3 separate regions of the Homo sapiens genome follow, and regions 1 and 3 are each linked to region 2. Evidence: chromatin loops called from intact Hi-C (ENCODE). Cell type or tissue: HepG2. All regions are shown on one strand. Links, peaks and the distances in the headings refer to the core of each region. The heading gives the core; the rest is flanking DNA.

The links. Peaks named below come from ENCODE experiments on the same cell type or tissue, not always from the same donor. Only the 100,000 strongest peaks of a DNase experiment are listed, where the experiment ranks them.
Region 1: a loop joins it to region 2, with 8 times the contacts of the local background. A loop is called at or near these places in 65 of 110 quality-filtered maps.
Region 3: a loop joins it to region 2, with 12 times the contacts of the local background. A loop is called at or near these places in 80 of 110 quality-filtered maps.

The regions. Positions count from the first base shown.
Region 1 is chr2:207,971,242-207,975,763 of GRCh38, forward strand. All of the region lies in intron 3 of PLEKHM3 (pleckstrin homology domain containing M3), which reads right to left. Among named protein-coding and RNA genes, the nearest start is that of PLEKHM3, 52 kb to the right of the region's middle. In HepG2, for the core only: a CTCF peak has its summit at 2,159 (motif pointing left); a DNase peak (open chromatin) is centred at 2,170.
Region 2 is chr2:207,744,217-207,748,738 of GRCh38, forward strand. CCNYL1 (cyclin Y like 1) reads left to right here. Exons shown (of 10, transcript NM_001330218.2): 8 at 2,831-2,997. Among named protein-coding and RNA genes, the nearest start is that of MIR4775, 8.3 kb to the right of the region's middle. In HepG2, for the core only: a CTCF peak has its summit at 2,028 (motif pointing right); DNase peaks (open chromatin) are centred at 2,035 and 2,935.
Region 3 is chr2:208,070,283-208,074,804 of GRCh38, forward strand. LOC105373854 (a long non-coding RNA gene) reads left to right here. Exons shown (of 4, transcript XR_923815.3): 3 at 1,981-2,078. It overlaps LOC124905439 (small nucleolar RNA U13), which reads right to left and starts at 3,880; the gene lies at 3,779-3,880. In HepG2, for the core only: a CTCF peak has its summit at 2,191 (motif pointing left); a DNase peak (open chromatin) is centred at 2,189.

The DNA.
Region 1 (4,522 bases), core at 1,107-3,606, 230 kb after region 2:
TGCTAGTGCCAAGAAAACTATGTATCTATTAAGTGCAAATAGGTAGGTACAAATGTCAAATTCCTAAAGAAAACAGAGCTGCTTAGATAGGAGGAATAAGTTCTAGTGTTCAATAGCACTATAGGATGACTATAGTTAACAATAATACGTAGTTTCAAATACCTAGAAGGGAGATACTGAATGTTCCCAACACAAAGAAATGATAAATGTTTGAGATAATGGATATGCTAATTACCCTGATCTGATCACTATACATATGTATTGCAATATCACTATGTACCCCATAAAGATGTATATTGTGTCAATTAAAACTTTTTTTAACTAAAAAAAAAAAAAGAGCTATTGCCTTAATCTAATTTATATGGCATTTTGTGAATAACCTAATATAGAATCACATACAGGTACACACTTCATAAATATTTTAATAAGCTGTATAGTCATTTGTTTTAGCATTAATACTATAGCACCACAGATTCCCCATTGCCAAACACAATTTTAAACCTCAACCAGTAATTTCACCGAAGAAGCATGCCTCATTTGCTGCTACAGGTGTCCCCGAAAAGCTGTACCACCAAATTAACTGTTCCTACATACCATTCCCATCATGTGCTTCTCTGCTCAAGAACCTTCTGTGACTTCAGGGTCAAACATAAAATGTAATCTGAACTGTCTTTACTTTTATAGGTCAAAAATGACTGAAAAATCTGCAATTTCACATAGTTCTACCTGGCACCATCTCTGAGAGTTCTCTAACCCAATGCATGGGCGTCACATCTGTAGCAATTGTCACAGCTGCCTTTTGACATTCACTGATGTGATTATTTGATTCATGTCTTCCCTAGTGGACTGCAAATTTCATGAAGGCAAGGACCATGTCTGCTTTCCTCCAGCACTGACCCATCTAGGTGCATCCAAGTTTCTGGGCACACAATAAATGACAGAATGAATGAAACAACTAAGTTTTCAAATTTCAAGAAGTAGAACTAGCAAGTGTAAGGGTCCTAGAGGTAGGCATGATAATAGTAGGTTCCAGGAACAGCAAGAAGACCACTATAAGGCTGGGCACAGTGGCTTACGCCTGTCATCCCAGCACTTTGGGAGGCCGGGGGGCGGGGGGGCGGTGGATCATGAGGTCAGGAGTTCGAGACCAGCTTGACCAACATGGCAAAACCCCGTCTCTACTAAAAATACAAAAATTAGCCGGGCCTGGTGGCACACGCCTGTAATCCCAGCTACAAGGAAGGATGAGGCAAGAGAATCACTTGAACCCAGGAGGCGGAGGTTGCAGTGAGCCGAGATCATAACACTGCACTCCAGCCTGGGCAACAGGGCGAGACTCCGTCTCAAAAAAAAAAAAAAAAAAAGAAGACCACTATGGCTGGGGCTTCCTAAGCTCAGTGCAACCCTGGAGCTGCAGAAGAAGCCACGGAACAGTCACACATAATCAGATACAACTATCAAAAATCAAGTACACATTTAAGAAATATACCGTTATGTATCAGCATATATTTTTAAAACCATAACCTCAGGCATTTTTGCATAACCATGGTCCATTTTTTTCTGCAGGGCTGTTTAAATTTTAAAGAAGGATATAGAAAATTCTTCACTTACAGAAATAATTTAATGAAATAAGGCCAATTGCACTATTTTGTAGATTTAAAAGCCAACATTTGTGGCTCCCCTGAATAGCAAGTAAATGACATCATAACAAAGAGCTACTCCATACAATCTTCCACTTCTAAAGTTTATTCATCCAAACTATTTAAAGGGGGAAGAACTAAGTAGACATAAAAACTTATAAAGGGGCACACTAAAACCATGAAATACAGTGAATTAGCCTCTCCTTAAAATAATACGTAAAGCCAAAACTCATCAAAAACAATGTGCTGAAGTTTTTGGCATTTTGGAAGATCAACATGCTATGCCACCAGCTTTTTCACTGAAGGTGTGTTTTTATGAGGATGCAAAGTTAGAAGACATAGGTACAAAAGGAAGAAGCAGCTGGTTTAGATTAACTGTGTTTGTGAGAAACACAGATCAATTTTTAACGTTCCATCTGCTATAATAATCTCTGATATAATGAACAGTCTCCCAGGTAATTTAAAAAACATTCAGAAGTTTGCTTAACAGGTTTTGGCCTTTTTCTTTTGAGACTCTGCCCCCTACAGGAGATCAGGAAATAAAGTATTCTTACCTAGAAAACCAGAGTTCAGCCTGGCACAGGCGGTGGCTTACGCCTGTAATCCCAGCACTTTGGGAGGCTGAGGCAAGCGGATCACCTGAGGTCGGGAGTTTGAGACCAGCCTGACCAACATGGAGAAACCCTCATCTCTACTAAAAGTACAAAATTAGCCAGGCGTGGTGGCGCATGCCTGTAATCCCAGCTACTCAGGAGGCTGAGGCAGGAGAATCACTTGAACCCAGGAGGCGGAGGTTGCAGTGAGCCGAGATCATGCCATTGCACTCCAACCTGGGCAACGAGAGCGAAACTCCATCTCAAAAAAAAAGAAAAAAAAGAAAGAAAACCAGAGTTCAAGTGCTGGTATGAAAAACAACCTGGTAAACCACAAGTATCACAAAGCAACTGAATGCAGCACTTTCTGAGGGAAGAAAGGGCATATAAATGGAACAGCTTTTCTTTCTTTTCTTTTTTTTTGGAATGTGCCACACTATACAAAATAAGACTGACTTCTCCCTGTCCCAAATTAGAAACCTGTCTCTCTCTGCCCCGTTCGTTAAAACTCCGAACCAAAGCACAAAGTTAAAAGTCAAGCAGTGCAAATAAATTTTAGACTGCCTTCCTCCCCTGATTCCGTACTACTACCCTTACCCAACCTATCCTCCACAAGCCAAATTTCGTGAGCACAAAATTTAGACAGCAAAGGGAAGCATCCTATCATATGGAACCTAACTAAGGCAGCTGCCAGAAATTTCTATTCCTGCCCATTATATTATAATAATACGTTTCCTGTTCTTTTCTACTCAGCTTCCTTCTCCTTCTTTTGCTCACTTTTCTTTTTTTCCTGATTTCATTTCTCCAGCTGCCGGATGCGAATGAGCTTGCTGAATGGCACCTTCTTACCTACATTTCTCCTTCCTCTTGAGTGTCAGGAATGCTACGAATGCAGTGCAGAGCATGGGCAGTGCACACTCCATCAGAAGGCACACTTCTGAGAGGGAGGTGAATTAGGCAATACCTCTTGTGAAATACCTGAGGCTTTTCTTCCCTCTTTTACTAGAAAGTTTCTTGATTCAGCTACTCCAATCTCCACATCTTGAGAACTAAGCTGAGCTGTTCTTCCTTACTCCAATAACACAACAGATTTGCTGACCACGTCTGTAATCTAAAGCCACGGAAGTGTACCATAATTCCAGGATGTCCAGAGTAAGCACTTAGTAAATTATTATTGAATGTCTGAACTTAAAAATATATGTACTAGTATAAGACACTGAAATGTCAGTAATTTCTATTTTTTTAAAAAACTGCTAAAACTAGTATCTCATCATTTCAAAACCATTTTCCAAAAGTATCTGGGTGACTTAACACAGGTCTTTCATACCTACAGATACATATATATAAACTAGTAGAGCTTCTTTTTTTTTTTTTTGAGATGGAGTCTCACTCTGTCAACCAGGCTGGAGTGCAGTGGTGCAATCTCAGCTCACTGAAACCTCCGCCTCCCAGGTTCAAGCGATTCTCCTGCTCAGCCTCCCGAGTAGCTGGGATTACAGGCGCCCACCACCACACCCGGCTAATTTTGTATTTTTAGTAGAGACGGGGTTTCACCATATTGGCCAGGCTGGTCTCGAACTCCTGACCTTGTGATCCGCCCGCCTCGGCCTCCCAAAGTGCTGGGATTACAGGTGTGAGCCACCGCGCCCAGTCTAGTAGAGCTTCTTAACTGGCTCAGTGTTTCTGGTCTCTCTGATCCCACTCTGCAAGTTTCTGGTCCACAATCACTGAGGCCCTTGAGTCAAAGCAAGGATGATTCACTCAGTCCTCACTCTGGGTAATTTATTTTCCATAGAAAAGACTAGCATCATAACTAACCTAAGTTCAAAACGTGGGTTTTCAATGGCCACCTTTATTTGGCTTTTTTCAATGCAGGAGCAAGGACAAAATTTTAAATGTGGTTTTGGCTGGTGGTGAGCTTCTTGATGATTTTTAAACAACATGTTAAACCTAATAGACTTGAATTAAAACCTTCCAAATCAGATTTCCATTTAAAGCCATTCTCATGGTAAATTTAATGTCACAAACTGTGGGGTTTAATGGAAGGAAAATAATTTTATTTAGTTTATAACAGATATCTAGATCGGGTTCAGTGAGGTTTTAAAAGCTTTTTTTTTTTTTTTTTTTTTTTTTTGAGATGGAGTGTCGCTCTGTCGCCCAGGCTGGAGTACAGTGGTGCAGTCTCAATCTTGGCTCACTGCAACCTCTGCCTCCTGGGTTCAAGTGATTCTCCTGCCTCAGCCTCCTGAGTAGCTGGGATTACAAGCACCCACCACCAAGCCTGACGAA
Region 2 (4,522 bases), core at 765-3,264:
ACAGGAACATTTTGTGTGTGTGTGTGTGTGTGTTCAAGGAACAAACAGCAAGGTGTCCCGTGTGGTTGGAGTGAGTTGGAAAGAGTGGAGGAGGTTGAGGTCACATAGGGCCTTTTGGCTTGCAGGCCACAGGAAGGTTTTTTTTGTTTTGTTTTGTTTTGTTTTTGAGATGCGGAGTCTTGCTATGTCACCCAGGCTGTAGTGCAGTGGCTCAATCTTGGCTCACTGCAACCTCCACCTCCCAGGTTCAAGCAATTCTCCCTGCCTCAGCCTCCCGAGTACCTGGGCTTACCAGTGCCCGTCACCACGCCTAATTTTTTTTTTTTTTTTTTAAGTAGAGACCGGGCTTCGCCATGTTGGTCAGGCTAGTCTTGAACTCCCGACCTCAGGTGATCCGCCTACTTCGGCATCCCGAAGTACTGGGATTACAAGTGTGAGCCACTGCGCCTGGCCAGGAAGAAGTTTTTATTCCAGTTTGATGGGTACTTTAGGTAGATTTTGAGCAGGGGAGTGAAGTGCTCTTAAGAAGTTATGCTGATGGCTTGAAGAGAGTAGGCCATAATTGGCAGAATAGAGGCAGAGAAGAGAGTTAAGAAGCAACGAGGGTGATACAGGTGAGCAGTGACAAATGGCAGCTCAGAATCAAAAGCGAGCAGCCTACCAATGAAGGTGGACATAGCAGGAATTGTGCACAGTCTGGTGTGGGATAACTTGAATGTAGGTATTTGGTCTCAGCAACTAGGTGAATGGAAATGCCCTGTACAATATTAGGGAAGACTTGGGGAGTGGAGCAGTGGGATGAAGAGCTCTGGCTTGTAAGTGTGAAGACTCTGGGGACCTTGGCAAGAGGAGTCTCAGGAGAGTGACAGCAGCAAGGGACAAACAGGAGTGGGTTAAGGAGAGATGGGAGATGAGAAGCTGACACCAGGACATGATGCTTTGAGCAAATGAGAGGACACATCCGGGGAGTTGTGGGGAGGGGGATGGGAACAAAGGAAACACGTTGGGGAAAATCTCTGGCAGAGAAGGAGAAAGCCTTCAAAAAGACGCAGTTGCGGGGACAGTGTTCTGCACAAGTGGGAGGGGATCAACTGCACTGATGGAGTTGGCTTTAGTGGGAAGAAAAGAACTCTCACACTGACACAGGAGGGCAAGTGGTATCAGTGAGCATCAGCACATCACCAGCTTACCCGTAAAGGCAACAGGAAGTTGAGGGATTGTCTATGTTGTTTCCCTGTGGTCTAATTATTCCCATTGAGATTTGAACCCTGTTAGGATACTGAGAGTGCAGAATTTGGGGGAAAGGGAACAGAATCTCTCTTAAGAACATGTCATGTTCAATATCCATTTTTGAAAACACAGTCCAGTTTGGAGAACACTGCCAGATCTGATCTGCCTATCTGATAACCTTCAGACAGTAAATAAGCTCTGTTAAAATGAACTTTTTTCAGGCTTGGCACAGTGGCTCACGCCTGTAATCCCAGCACTTTGGGAGGCTGAGGTGGGCAGATCACTTGAGGCCAGGAGTTTGAGACCAGCCTGGCCAACATGGTGAAACCCCGTCTCTACTAAAAATACAAAAATTAGCCAGGCGTGCTGGCGGGTGCTCAGCTACTTGGGAGGCTGAGGCAGGAGAATCGCTTGAACCCAGGGGGCAGAGGTTGCAATGAGCCAAGATTGCATCACTGCACTCCAGCCTAAAAAGATTTCTTTTTGTCTTGATACAGAGTTCAAACAGCATATAGACATACTCTTCCACAGAGAACCCTTTGAGGTAACAGCAAATTACAGCTTACCTCTGAAATCTTTACTCAGCTGTTCACTTTGCTCAGTTCTTTGAAGGATGTTTGGTAGATGTAAAATAATTCATGAAATTGTCTCATAAACTGCTTGGCAGGTTTAGAGGAATACCAGGGGTCCAGAGACATCCTTTTGTCCATCTGTGTTCCTTGTGGAGGCACTGAATACGGGGAATATTTTACAGCCTAAAGACCTGTCATGCTGCTCTGCACAGCAGCCACTGGGTGGCTCTCTTGACCAGCAGTTCTTCAAGCTAGTGCCACAAAAGGGTTAGTTACTGTGAAAAGGAGAAGGTAAAAATGTGCTCAGTATTACTTGGGTTTTACATATTTGAGCATAATATAGCTACCTGTAAAATTACTATCTACCATGCAAGTATGATACATTGTACCTGGTAGGCACTCATTATTTATTGAACAACTCTATTATGGGTGTGGAGGTGATAAGAGTGCCTCTCTTGATGATGCTGTTTGCTGAGATGTCCAGTCATTCCTGTGACTGGGTGGGAAATGTATATGGGCAGAATAGGCAGCAGAGATATCTGACCTACAACTGTGATTTAGTGTCTTGCTTTGGCTGAGTAAGCAAAGTCTCTGTAGAACATAAGAATAAAAGGCACTTATTTTCTGGTCAAAAACAAAAGAAATTTGTCAGTCATGAATTCTTATCAAAGCATTTCGGGGCCGGGCGCGGTGGCTTACGCCTGTAATCCCAACATTTTGGGAGGATCTGGTGGATCACCTGAGATCAGGAGTTCGAGACCAACCTGACCAAAATGGAGAAACCCCGTCTCTACTGAAAATACAAAAATTAGCTGGGCATGGTGGCGCATGCCTGTAATCCCACCTAGTCGGGAGGCCGAGGCAGGAGAATCACTTGAACCTGGGAGGCGGAGGTTCTGTGAGCCGAGATCGCACCATTGCACTACAGCCTGGGCAACAAGAGTGAAACTCCGTCTCAAAAAAAAAAAAAAAGCTTATCAAAGCATTTAAACTGAACTAAAATCAAAGACCAGTGCTCTATTTTACAGGTTTACTTAGAAAGGCTTTTAACTTATGCTGAAATCGACATTTGTCCCACCAACTGGAAAAGGATTGTTCTGGGAGCCATTCTTCTTGCCTCCAAGGTTTGGGACGATCAGGCTGTATGGAATGTGGACTACTGCCAGATCCTCAAGGACATTACAGTTGAGGACATGTGAGTTTGTAAGGTTTTGGTGAACTTTCTAACCATTTTCCAGTATCTTATTCCTATAAAGTTAACAATTTAAGGAATATTTTTAAAGGTTACATTATGCAGATAATGGAAATAGGCATAAGACTATATCTGTCTATCTTTAGTATAACAGTTCACAATAGAGCAAGACTGTCTCAAAAAAAAAAAAACTAACTTCATATTTTCCATCATTACTTGGTAGGTTTTGATGTGTAATAATCTGCTTGATAAATTGAAAAATATTTTTTGGGTGGTTTTTGGCAAAAATCTTACAAGTATACTACCAGAACAACATAGCACAGTAAATATCTTTATTTTATTTTATTTTTTGTTTTGAGACGGAGTCTTGCTCGGTTGCCTAGGCTGGAGTGCAGTGATGCAGTCTCGGCTCACTGCAAGCTCCACCTCCCAGGTTCAAGCGATTCTCCTGCCTCAGCTTCCTGAGTAGCTGGGATTACAGTGGGATTACAGGCATGCGCCACCATGCCTGGCTAATTTTTGTATTTTTAGTAGAGACGAGGTTTCACTGTGTTGGTCAGGCTGGTCTTGAACTCCTGACCTTGTGATTCGCCCGCCTCCGTCTCCCAAAGAGCTGGGATTACAGGCATGAACCACTACGCCTGGCCTCTTTATGGCTTTTAAAAAGTTATCTGCCAGTTCAAGCTCCTTTCTCTTTTTCATTCATTCATTCATTCATTCATTTATATCTTTTCATGTGACCAGTAGGGTATAAACAGCCCTTAAAGGGCATATGTCTGGCCTTTGAAATAATTGTTTGGCCACTATTAGGTCTTAGGGCCTCTGGACTATTGAGAAGTTACGTAGCTTCAACCTGAGTCACACATTGTATATTTGCTTTTGCTAGTCTTTCCACATTTTATCTGAAGGTCTGTTTTTACAGAAGCCTTGAGATATGAAGATCCCTGTGCCCCTGACCCCTCCCCATTAGGAGTGTTTTTTGTATTTAGAAATTGGTCTCCTGAGTTAGGAAGCTCCAGCGTTCCCCTCAGGCGGTCTGAGAAGCACTGCTGGGGCATCATCCAACGCTCACCACACTCGAGAGGCTCCCTGGGCACTCGGACAACCACAGCACCACTTTGGGGGCCTTGAGTTACCTATGAGAGTGCAAGGATCCTTGCTGAGTCATGGAGTTCCTCACAGATGGCACCAATATGACCCTGAAACAGCAGCTTCATCAGGGTTCCTTCCAGGCTGGCCTCGTGTCGGCCGTGAAGGGAAGGGCCTTGGAGCTTGGTAGGCAGGCTGAGCCAGGGAGGCATTTCCAGCAAAGGCTCTCAGGGTGCCCACCAGACAGTGAGAATGGCTTTGTGGGTGGCATTTAGAAAAATATGAAGGAGCACCTCTTGATGATGTTGAGCAGCAGAGGAAGATCAAGGTCATGACAGGCAGTGGCAAGAGTTTGTTTTTATTGCCTTTGCCCATTACTCCATATGACTGTCATTCAGAATTACCATACCATATATTCACAACTGAAGTGAGGATACTT
Region 3 (4,522 bases), core at 1,107-3,606, 330 kb after region 2:
CTTATAATCCCAGCACTTTGAGAGACCAAGGCGGGTGGATCACGAGGTCAGGAGATTGAGACCATCCTGGCTAACACGGTGAAACCCCGTCTCTACTAAAAATACAAAAAAAATTAGCTGGGCATGGTGGTGCACACCTATAATCCCAGCAACTCAGGAGGCTCAGGCAGGGGAATGGCGTGAACCCGGGAGGTGGGGCTTGCAGTGAGCTGAGATCGTGCCACTGCACTCCAGCCTGGGCGACAGAACGAGACTTCATCTCAAAAAAAAAAAAAGAAAAAATTTATATTTTGTAAAGATGGTGTCTTACTATGTTGCCCAGGCTGGTCTCAAACTCCTGGCCTCAAGTGATCCTCCCAGCTCAGCCTCCCAAAGTGCTGGGATTCTAGTCATGAGGCACCTCCTCTGGCCTGTCTGCTTCCCTTTAAGGAAGCTTCTAGGAAGTCCCACTGAACATATCCGTTTACATCCCATTAGCCAGAAACATGGCCACATCCTGCTGCTAGTGAGGCTGAGAAATATGACTGATATACTGGGCAGGAAAGTTTCCAGCTAGGCCGCGCGCAGTGGCTCACACCTGTAATCCCAGCACTTTAGAAGGCCAAGGCAGGTGGATCACCTGAGACCACGAGTTCGAGATCACCCTGGCCAACATGGTGAAGCCCCGTTTCTACAAAAAATACAAAAATTAGCTGGGTATGGTGGCGCATGCCTGTAATCCCAGCTACTCGGGAGGTTGAGGCATGAAAATTGCTTGAACCCGGAAGGCGTAGGTTGCAGTGAGCTGAGATCATGCCACTGCACTCCAGCCTGGGCGACAGAGAGAGACTCTGTCTCCATCAAACAAACAAACAAACAAACAAACAAACAAAACCCAAAACATTTCCAGCCAAAGATCAGGGTTCTGTTTTGCATGTTGGGAAGGGCAGACAGGAATGAGTGGTCAAAGAGGTCTTTTCCTAGGAAGCAACAATTTGGAACTTGAATGATAAGAAGCCTCCAGTTAGATGATGGAAGCAGAATGTTTCAGGCAAGGGAAACAGCAAATGGAAAATGGCAATTTCATGGAAACAAGAAAGTCTGAAACATAATGAGAAGGAAAGGAGATTAGTCTGGGATAATAGATAATGGCTAGACCACACAGGCCTTTACCTGTCAGAGAATTGCTTTCATTTTTTAAAAAACTGAAAATTTTTAATTGCATTGGGATTTTTTTCTTTTTTTTGACTGAGTCTCACTCTATCACCCAGGGTGGAGTGCAGTGGCATGATCTCAGCTCACTGCAACTTCTGCCTCTTGGGTTCAAGTGATTCTCATGCCTCAGCCTCCTGCATAGTTGGGATTACAGGCGTGTGCCACCATGCCTGGCTAATTTTTGTAGTTGTAGTATAGATGAGGTTTCATCATAATGGCCAGGCTGGTCTCAAACTCCTGACCTCAGGTGATCTACCCACCTTGGCCTCCCAAAGTGCTGGGATTACAGGTATGAGCCACTGTACCCAGCCTGCAGTGGGAATTAATTTTAAAGGAAGGAAGTGACATGACTTAGAGTCTCGCTAGTGCTGATATATAGTAGATGTTAAAGAAATCTATCCTTAAGTACGCTGGAAATATCTTGGTTTTTAATCCTGATTACATCCCTAATCATTTAATGGGATGTGGGAAATTATTGATTGTTTTGCCTTATGTCTATAGGCAACATATAAAATTATATTTGTTCATCAGCTGCCTGAATAAAACCAATAATCCATGAGGTAGATCCACAGTAGCATGCTTTCCGTAGAGGATGTGGGGTACAGCAGATATGAGGCACTTGTGTGTTTGTGTGGAGGGGAGTACTAATAAATAAGAAAACGTCACATGTGTATGTATCTGTGCTTGAGGCAGCTCTTTGAGGATGTGTGCAAATCAAGAAAAGGGCTTTTATTTTGATTCCTTTAATTGTGCCTTATTAACTTTTTTTCTTTTTTCTTTATTAAGGTCAGTAGGCATTTGGTAGGAATCTGCATCAAACTGTTGGGCAATGGTAGACAGCAACATTGACGTCTGTAAATTTACACTTGGATTCTTAGTTTCTGGTGAGTAGTTTGTGCTCCTTCAACACTCAGTGAGAGATGATGATAAGCAAACCTTCAGCCTTCAGCTTTCCTGATGCAGTAGGAATTGCCACAAATGCCTGGCTGTGGTCGCCCTCTACTGGACGAATTAAGCCTAACGTTTAAAAGCCACCAGACCACTGTTCCCTTTATAATATCCTCTTCTGCCAAAGCCTACTCACCCTTTAGGTCTGAGAGAGGCCTCTCAGCATCCCCCCTTTCTCTCACCATCTCTGATATGTGTGTTCGTATGACTATTTGATTGACGTCTGTCTCCTCCCTTTCTGCATAGGCTGTAGTCTGCATGAGGGCAGGGACTCTGTTTGCCTCCGAGTGCCTGACACCATTCTTCAATAAATATGTGTTAAATGGATGAATAAAGGAGGAATGAAGGGCCCAAATGTCAAGAGTGAGCCTTTCACACTTCACTCTAGCTGACTGCAGCACGTAGGAGAAAATATAAATTCAAGGCATCTATCCTGCAAATTTTTTTCAAGCAACTTACGCTACTCTTAAAAACCCTGTTTATTAAAGTATTACATATATACAGAAAAGTGCACACATTGTAAGTGTCTAGTTCAATGAATTTTCAAAAACTGGTCACACCCCTGTAACCAGTACACAGATCAAGAAACAGAATGTCACCAGAAACCCAGAAACCCACCCGTGCCCTTGTGATTTTAACAGTATAGAGTTCTTTTGCATGTTTTTATATTTTATAAAAATGAAATCATACAATATGTACTTTTTTGCATCTGGCTTCTTTTCTTCTTTTTTTATTTTTTGTTTTTTTGTTTGTTTGTTTTGTTGTTTTTTTTTTTTTGAGACAGAGTCTCATTCTTGTCGCTGGAGTACAGTGGCATGATCTTGCTCACTGCACCCCCTGGGTTCAAGTGATTCTCATGCCTCAGCCTTCTGAATAGCTGGGACCACAGGCATGCATCACCACACCTGGCTAATTTTTGCATTTTTCTGTAGAGATGGGATTTCGCCATGTTTCCCAGGCTGGTCTTGAACTCATGAGCTCAAGTAATCGGCCTGCCTCAGCCTCCCAAAGTGCTGGGATTACAGGTGGGAGACACCACACCCAGCCTTGAAAACACATTTCAATATTTTGTTAAAGATGAGCAGAAAAGGGCCAGGAGCGGTGGCTCACACCTATAATCCCAGCACTTTGGGAGGCCAAGGTGGGCAGATCACGAGGTCAAGAGTTCAAGACCAGCCTGGTCAACATGGTGAAACCCCGTCTCTACTAAGAATACAAACATTAGCCAGGCATGGTAGCGTGTGCCTGTAATCCCAGCTGCTAGGGAGGCTGAGGCAGGAGAATCACTCGAACCCAGGAGGCGGAGGTTGCAGTGAGCTGAGATCGCGCCACTGCACTCAAGCCTGGGCAACAGAGCAAGACTCCGTCTCGAAAAAAAAAAGAAAAAAAGGTGAGCAGAAAAAGTTAATAGTGATTTTCCTTGGTAAAGCCTTAAGGTTTATACCAAAATCATAATCATAGAGCAGATGGCTGGAATAATACAAGATAAAGTTCACTCAACTTTAACAGTGCCTTCCCAGTATGGAAGGAATACAGAAGCTTCTTTCTCATGGGGAGGTGGTTGTGTTGAGGTGGCAAGGGCACTAAACTTATGATCAGAAGAACTAGGACTGAGTTTTGTTGTTGTTGTTGTTCAGGTTGGATGGGTAATGTGCCAGCGCTGTAACAAGGTTCAGAGGGAGGCACATATCACACTTAGGCACAAACACCAAATCATGCTCCTGAACTACAAAAGGAGTGAGTTTTACTTGGCCAGTTACCATTTCTGAGCTTCGGGTAGGTCATTCACTCTCTGAGTTTCATCTGTTAAAATGGACATGCCAATATCTGTCCCATAGAATTGTGTAGGGGAGGAAAAAAATATTTTTTCCTCTACTCTTTCTGATTCTTAGCACAAAAGATAGATTAACAAACTTATTTAAGTTTTACATGACATGGGAAGCTTCATAAGGAAATGAAGACCCAAAGAAGCAGTTAAATGTGAGCGTTGTTTATTGTAGGTTTAGTGAAGAGTGGACCACTGTGGAGAAATGTGGTAGGGCAAAAAGGGTATGATCTAATGGTAAGAAACGGGGAAACGCAGCAAGGCCTGTTTGTTCACTTTAAAATTTTTTTTTTTTTAAATAGAGAGAGGGTCTTGCTATGTTGTTCAGGCTGGTCTCAAGCTCCTGGGCTCAAGCCATCCCTCTGCCTCAACCTCCCAAATTGCTGGGATTACAGGCATGGGCAACTGCACCTGGCCCTCTGTTTTCTTTAAGACCAAGAAGTAAGACCTAGAGTGTTGAAAAACGGATAGTACTGATAGGGTAAGTGGTTACATAAAACTACATTACATAAATTACATAAATATTTCCTGGAAGCTCTGAGCCTGTCAACTGCC